Regions from separate parts of the Homo sapiens genome. Here region 1 is linked to region 2. A link is a contact called in ENCODE Hi-C or POLR2A ChIA-PET data. All regions are on one chromosome and are shown on one strand. The core of a region is the stretch at or near the end of the contact, and the rest is flanking DNA. Distances in the headings are between cores, read along the strand shown. Region 1 overlaps VAV3 (vav guanine nucleotide exchange factor 3). Region 2 overlaps VAV3 (vav guanine nucleotide exchange factor 3).

The links. Hi-C counts contacts between places; a loop is a spot of excess contacts on that map. ChIA-PET counts read pairs that join two places held with the same protein, here RNA polymerase II (POLR2A). Pooled maps may share reads with other maps.
Region 1: a map of OCI-LY7 shows a loop between it and region 2 (2.1-fold over the local background). The contact joins two enhancer-like sites. A Hi-C loop is called at or near these places in 1 of 168 maps with a recorded cell type or tissue (OCI-LY7), 1 of 37 single-sample maps with no recorded cell type and 6 of 50 pooled maps. POLR2A ChIA-PET finds 5 or more read pairs at or near these places in 4 of 52 experiments (OCI-LY7, activated B cell, common myeloid progenitor, CD34-positive and 1 more).

What each region holds. Positions count from the first base shown.
Region 1 is chr1:107,803,450-107,806,910 of GRCh38, forward strand. The region is part of intron 2 of VAV3 (vav guanine nucleotide exchange factor 3); the gene reads right to left. Among named protein-coding and RNA genes, the nearest start is that of MIR7852, 92 kb to the right of the region's middle. Within about 2 kb of position 1,447, at least 3 of the 41 ENCODE cell types and tissues checked have a DNase peak (open chromatin) inside an H3K27ac peak, as active enhancers do; they include OCI-LY7, where a contact is called at or near this core.
Region 2 is chr1:107,934,928-107,938,662 of GRCh38, forward strand. All of the region lies in intron 1 of VAV3 (vav guanine nucleotide exchange factor 3), which reads right to left. Among named protein-coding and RNA genes, the nearest start is that of VAV3-AS1, 28 kb to the right of the region's middle. RefSeq lists an enhancer at 1,349-1,885. Within about 2 kb of position 1,649, at least 15 of the 41 ENCODE cell types and tissues checked have a DNase peak (open chromatin) inside an H3K27ac peak, as active enhancers do; they include OCI-LY7, where a contact is called at or near this core.

The sequences.
Region 1 (3,461 bases), core at 197-2,696, 130 kb before region 2:
CCACTTTAATTTGTCTCATGAATTTTAAAAATTTCTTTCTTAATTTATTCATTGACCCTTTGGTCATTTAGGAGCATGTTGTTTAATTTCCATGTGTTTGTCTCATTTCAGAGAGGTTCTTCTTGTGATTGATTTCTAGTTTTATTTCATTGTGGTAAAAAAATACATGTGATATATTGCTCTTTTAAATTTGCTGAGACTTGTTTCCTGGCCTAAGATACGGTGCATTTTGGATGAACTTCCATATGCTAATGAAAATAATGTGTATTCTACAACAGCTGGGTGACACATTCTGTAAAAGTCATTTAGGTCTATTTGGTCTAGTGTAGTAGTTTAACTCTGCTGTTTCTTTGTTGATTTTTTTATCTAGATGATTAATCCATTATTGAGAGTGGAGTGTTAAAGTCCATGACTGTTACTTTATTGCAATCTATCTCTCCCTTCAGATTTACTAATGTTGCTTTTGTGTGCTTTAGTGTTGGATGCATATTTATAATTGTTATATTTTCCTGCTGAATTGACCCCTTATATTATTAATATAGTCACCTTCTCTATTAGGCAGAGTCTAAAGTCTTTGACTAATAATCTGTTTATCTAAGTATAATTATTCCCCCCATTTTTTGGTTTTTACTTGCATAGAATATATTTTTCTATCCCATTACTTTCAGCCTACATGTGTCTTCATAGGTGAGGTGGGTTTCTTCTAGGAAGCATATAGTTAGGTCTTGTTTCTTTATGTATTCATCCAGCCTATGTCTTTTAATTGGAGAACTGCATCTGTTTATACTCAGTGCTATTACTGATGGGTAAGGACTTACTGGTGTCATTTTGTTGCTTGTTTTCTGGTTGCTTTGTAACTCCGTTCTTCCTTTTTTACTGTCTTCCTTTGTGGTTAAGTGACTTCCTCTGGTAACATGTTTTAATTCATTGCTTTTTCTAATTTTAGCATATCTATTATAGGTTTTAACATGTAGGTTACCATGAGGCTTACAAAAAAATCTTGTAGACATAACAAGTCATTTTACAGAGATGACAACTTATCACAGATCACCCCAAAAAAGAAACAAGAGAGAACTTTAATCTTTATTTTAACTCCATTCTCTCCACATTTTTGTTTTCTCAATTTACACATTTTTGTATTGACTATCTCAACAGGTTTCTGTAGCTATTATTCTTTTTGATACTTTGTGCTTTAGGATTCATACTAAAGTTATGAGTGTATTGTACATCATAATTGCAGTATTAAAGTATTCTGGGGCTGTATCCGAACTTCAGTTTTACCAGTGGGTTTTATACTTTCAAATATTTTTGGTTTTTTTTGTTTGTTTGTTTTGCACATTAATCTTTTCTTTCAGAATGAAAAACTCTCTTTAGCATTTCTTGTAAGACAAGTCTGGTGGTGGTGAATTCTCTAAACTTTTGTCTGTCTGGCAAAGATTATCTCTCTTTCATATGTGAAGGATAGCGTTGTTGAAACAATACTCTTGGATGGCAGCAGGGGTGGGGTGGGGGTTGGGTTTTTTTTTTGATTCCCCTGGCAGCACTTTGAAAATGTATGTTTTCTGTTGAGAAGTCTGTTGCCAGACCAACTGGAGTTCCTTTATATGTTATTTGCTTCTTTTCTCTTTCTGCTTTTAAAATCCTTTCTTTGTCCTTGACCTTTGAGAGTTTATTATGCTTCTTGGTAAAGCCTTATTGGGGTTGAATCTGTTTGCTGTTTCTCTGACCTTTCTGTGCCTAAATTTACCTCTTTCTCAAGTTTTGAAAAGTTGTCTACTGTTTCTTTGAATAATCTTTCTACTCCTCGCTCTTCTTCAACTCCCTCTCAAACACCAATAATTCTTATATTTCATCTTCTGAGCTAATATTCTATATCTCATACGTGACCTGTCATTCCTTTCCATTCTTTCTTTTTTCTCCTCTGTGTAATTTCAAATAGCCCATCTTCAAGCTCACTGATCCTTTCCTCTGCCTGAGCAATTGTGCTGTTGAGTCTCTCTCTGATAAATTTTGCAGCTCAGCAAATGTATTTCTCAGTTCCAAATTTGTTTGATCTTTTAAAATCATTTCAATCTCTTTGTTAAATTTCTCTGGTAAATTTATGAATTGCTTTTCTGTGTTATCTTGGAGATGACTGAGTTTCCTTAAAATTGCTATTTTGAATTCTTGTTCAGAGAGCTCACATATTGCTGTTTCATTAGGTTTGGTCACTGGTTCCCTTCTTTGTCCATTTGGGGAGGTCATGGTTCCCTGTTTACTATTGTTTCTTGTGGATGCATCTCCGTGTCTTTATTCCAGTCTTCTCTGTCTGGCTTGTTTTGTTTTTTGTTGGGTATGTTTGCTTATAGATTCTTTGTAATTTACCTGTTACATTCTTTTTTCTTTGCTAGGTTGTGGCCTCCTTTCCAGCATTAGATGGAACCTTAAACCCAGGTTTTCCTTGGCTCAAGCAAACAATTAGTGTGCTACTAGTCCCAAATGAGGGAGGTCTCAAAAGGGATACTAGCAGTGTGGGGAGGCTGGCTCAGGGTTTGTGCCCAGGATATCTGTGGAATGTACCACCTATAGCATGGTACTGAAAAGCCACTGACTTGGCATCTCCTTTGGCCAAGTTACAAAGCAGAGTTTCCAGGGCTACAGATGGTAGCCCTGCCTCTGCCTTTTGTCTCCAGTTGTCCTCAGGGATATTTCTCCCTTCAGGCCCTTGTGCTGCTTCCTATGGGTTTAGGCAGGGCAGGTCTCCTGTGAGGGAACACAAGACAATGGGGAAGATGGCTGTCCACCTCAATCTCACTTTTTCCAGTGTTAGAAACCATGAGTTGTGGAACATTTTCCATGTGCTTGCTGCTGGGCTGACTGGGGGAAAAGGCATCACAGATATGGAAGTTATAGTCTACCATCTGCTTGGAGTGTCTTTACTTCTCTGTGGCCCCAGGAACTCACTCATCCTCATACTGAGTTCTGGGATATTGTTAGTCTTGCTGCTGTACATTTGATTTTGGTTTTCTGTGGGGGCCATTGAAGCCAGCTTGCTTCTATGCCACCATTTTGAAATTTAAGTCTCCAATAATGGCTTTTACTATCTTCAACCCTTGAGGGTAAGAACATACGTTGGAATATTTGGTACAATTTTTCTTGCTGTGAAAATACCAATATTTTTATTGTAAATCCTCTATAATAAAGCACAGTGAACAATCCTAACCACCAGTTTTCTTCAAATGAGGTGTTGCTCAGTCCAACATTGTAGACCAAACCTAACATAACCACAAATGTTATAATGTACAGTGCATTTTATTTTCTAGGCTCATCACCCAAAAAAAAGAACTACAATCATTCCTCAGAATGCATGGAGGATTTGTTCCAGTACCTCCCTCAGATAACAAAATCTACAGATTCTCAAGTCCCTGATATAAAATGACATAATATTTGTATATAAGCAAGCACATACTCCCATATACTTT
Region 2 (3,735 bases), core at 399-2,898:
GCTTTGAGGAGAAGAGTTGGTAGTACATGAACCCATCACACACTAGTAACAATAGCCTCTAATTTCCCTCTATCACTTTTCTTCATAAAATATATTCACCTCCCACAGATTACGCGAACTGATGGGGCAAGTTTCCGGTTGGCAAACATTCATATCAGCCAATTTGCCAATGAGAACAATTGGCAGTGTTCTACTTTCAACATAAATTCCTAAGGTCTTCTCCATTTGGGGGCAATTACAGCTGTAAGATTACAGTTTCCTACAGTTCTCCAAAGCAAAGCAGTTGCTTCTAATTATTCCTTCATTTTAAAGCAATTAAGCCAAATGTTATTTGATTTCATTCAAGTGAATAAATATTGAGTTCTTCCTAAGATAAACCTCTAGAAAGCCAGAGTTTACACTGCCAGTCAGCAAATAAAATTCACAGTGATAAGGTATATCAAAGAAGTAAATATATAATTCTCCAGGAAGAAAGGAGCAGCAGCACCTACTGCACAGAGACCACAGGGTCTACTCTCTCCTACAGTGTTACGAGCACTGAAATGTTCAGTGGTTGGAGAAAATGAAAAGCCAGGTCTGACAAATACACAAATTTGGTCCTCAGTCCCTAAAATTAGAAATAAGTTTCCCCATCAGAATGAGGATGAACATTTCATTCACTCACTTACTCATTGCAGTTACAGAAATGAGTAAGAAACCATCCGTGACCTGAATAAGTTCACAGCAAGGTAGGCAGAGGCAAAGGGACAATAGGGTGCAGTGGTGTGCACCATGACAAAGGGGAAGTGCTAGGGAGGCACACAGGAGAGGCACCAAAAACAGACAGGCCAACCAAGGCCATTACCTATGCTGTATTTTGCAGAGAAATAGGAGTTAACCAGCAAAGGGAAAGGTGTTCCTATTACAATGACAAGGAGATGAAAGAAACCATGGTATATCAGGTGATGGTCTAATGGAAGGGAGATAAGGCTCTGAACTACACCGATGACAGAGGCACACAGACATCAAAGAGGTGAAAATACCCCATCAGTTGAAGAATTTTGCTTTTCAGTGTGTGAGAGATGAGGACACATTTATGCCCCTTTTGGAAACTTTACTGAAATTTTATGATTTGGGGAGAAAAGTAAACGTAGGACATTATTACAGTTCCTAGATTTGATGAACTAATAATTTTTAAAATGTGAATTGAGAAGGGAGAGGAGGGGCTCAAAAATATGAATTGATAGATAAAACATCCTGAAAATACACCCACAATTTTTTTTAGTACTTGGAAAATAAATCTGAAAATAATTTGAATAATCAACAATGACTTAATGCAACATGTAACACTTTTGAATAGTGGAAAACCTCTTACAAATTTGAGGAAAGTGCATTTAGCCAATGAAAAATTCTATATTTAATATATAAATTAGTTGTGCATAGTGTTAGAATTACAATATAACTAGATTAGAACCAAAAAGGTAAATCAGATTCTGGGTCTGATTTTTAGATTATAAACAAGAAATCTAAAATCAAACACTAACAGATTTGTCTTACCGAGTTTTTAAAGATATGACAATCTAGAGAAACAACAGTGACAGTAGACAAAAATTACTGCTGCCCTTTTATTAGCCTTAGTCGGCAACTTCTGTTTTTAATTGTTTTCATTCATTTGCTTAATTGAAACCAAAGCTGGCCAAGTGACTCAAGAATGAGTCACAGCTCCCCTCCTGGAGTAGCCACAAGCCTGACTGTGGCATACTGCATGCACTAAGCCTGAATTTCAAGTTGGAGAAGAATGCATGACAAAATGCCAAGGGCTGCTGACATTGCCAAAGAAGTTGTCAGGACCATAAGGATGTCCTGAGAGTAGAATTCCCTGCACTTCCTTTCCTGGTTGGAATTTATGCACTTATGCCTCATCGCAAACCACAGAAAAGATACACCTGTGTCACGCTGCTCCTTCCCCGACCGATCTTGTGATTTGATACACATCATTCCTTAAAAGGAAGGGACATCTGAGAGGGCACCCCTTTTACTTACTTCTCAATGCTGCCGGTCAGATTTCCAAAGACTACGGGAAATGGGAGGGCCAATGTGACTACTGAGATTGCCACACCTTACACACAGTCAGGCAAAGGATGCCTAGCAAGAGTGACAGTCTAAACATAACACCCTCCACCGCCACCCCAAAAAAACAGCTCCATCATTCACACCATAATCCTGTTTTAACAAATAATGCACATGTGACACAAAACCACAATATTTGGCGATCTGAAAAACATACCAAGAAATAATGTGTGATTATTTAAATTCAAAACACCACCATGACTATTGAGATGTTACTTCTTATAGAGGCAAGGATGAAACCCACGCATGACTAATTGGTCCCTTCCATGCTGACTGTGGAATCCTCCAGCCTTTGCACAATGAATGTGGCTAGTGACTGCAGCAGCTGTAACATCAGCACAAAAGGTTTTCTTCAAACCAAACTTCCATCTCTGCCTGCCAAATACCAGTATGTCATTTCCTTCCTGCTGGACTCCATGGTTTCTGGAGGACAAGAACCATGTAATTCTTAAACTTACACCATTGGTATCCTCTACTATTTGAGATAAGTACAAAACATTCAATGAATGTGTGATGAATGCAAAATGAGCAGGGAATACCTATAACTGCTTCTTGGCTGTTTATGCCCTCACTATCATGTTGACACAATGCTAAAGAAAGTATGCATAATTATCCTAATTACAGTCATTACAGCCAAAAAGCCCTTAAAGTTAATCACAAGGTTTCTAGTGGCACCCTTAAAATAAAATTATAAATTAAAATTCATAAAATTCTAAGACTCTGGTTAAGGCTTGTAGTCCCAATTATTAACACAATATAATGACTGCATTAATATCTATACACTATAGGTAGGCCCCAATTTAAGAAAAATTTTAGAATGTAGTACACTAACATGTCTAGTCCTTAGAATTTAGAATACATTTTTCCAAATAAATAAGGCTCTTGTGATCAAGTTCATAGGCCAGCAACCCTCAACTCAAAAAAGCTGAAAATAGAAAAATGAAATCATTTTATCTTTGCCTCCTTGCTTTGAAGCATCATAAAATGCACTCTGTCACACAGAGCATGTCTGCAGTCTTCTCAACATGCCTGGCATGGAATCAAGCCTAACCTTCTTGGGGAGCCAGGGAGGATGGACTCAGGGCTATAGGTATTCTTGACCCTTCATATATAAACAGGTGGTGGGAAGGGTAAGAATGAAAATGGGAAACAATTACCCTACAGAAGAGGAGGCGATCCCCGAGCCAGAAAACAGGCTAACCAACTTCGAGAAATGTCCCCACCTTCTATCCTTCAGGCACTAAGGTCAAGGGCCAGCCCTAAACTCAAGGAAAGCTGAGGAGGAAGGAGCCGCCAGATGGGACCAAGAAGGCGAGAGGCAGGAGTGTCTTAGGGATCTAGATTCTCAAGGGAGGAAACTATCAGGACCACAGGGGTGGGTTTTTTGGGGGGCTAGGGAATAGGGATAAATTCCCAAAGACTGAAATATCTGTTCCCTGTAGAAACAGGTCTGTAGATAAGAAAGGGGCAGAAATGGAAGAGGAAGCAGGCATGGAGGGAAGAGCTTGCAGCCTAGGGACATAATTAGGATGTCAGAACAATCCAGAAGTGCCCAGTGGATGACTTGGTTGTCCTTTCTCTCCATGTTTCCTGTTTTGGTAAACCCAAAGGGTTTATGTGATATTA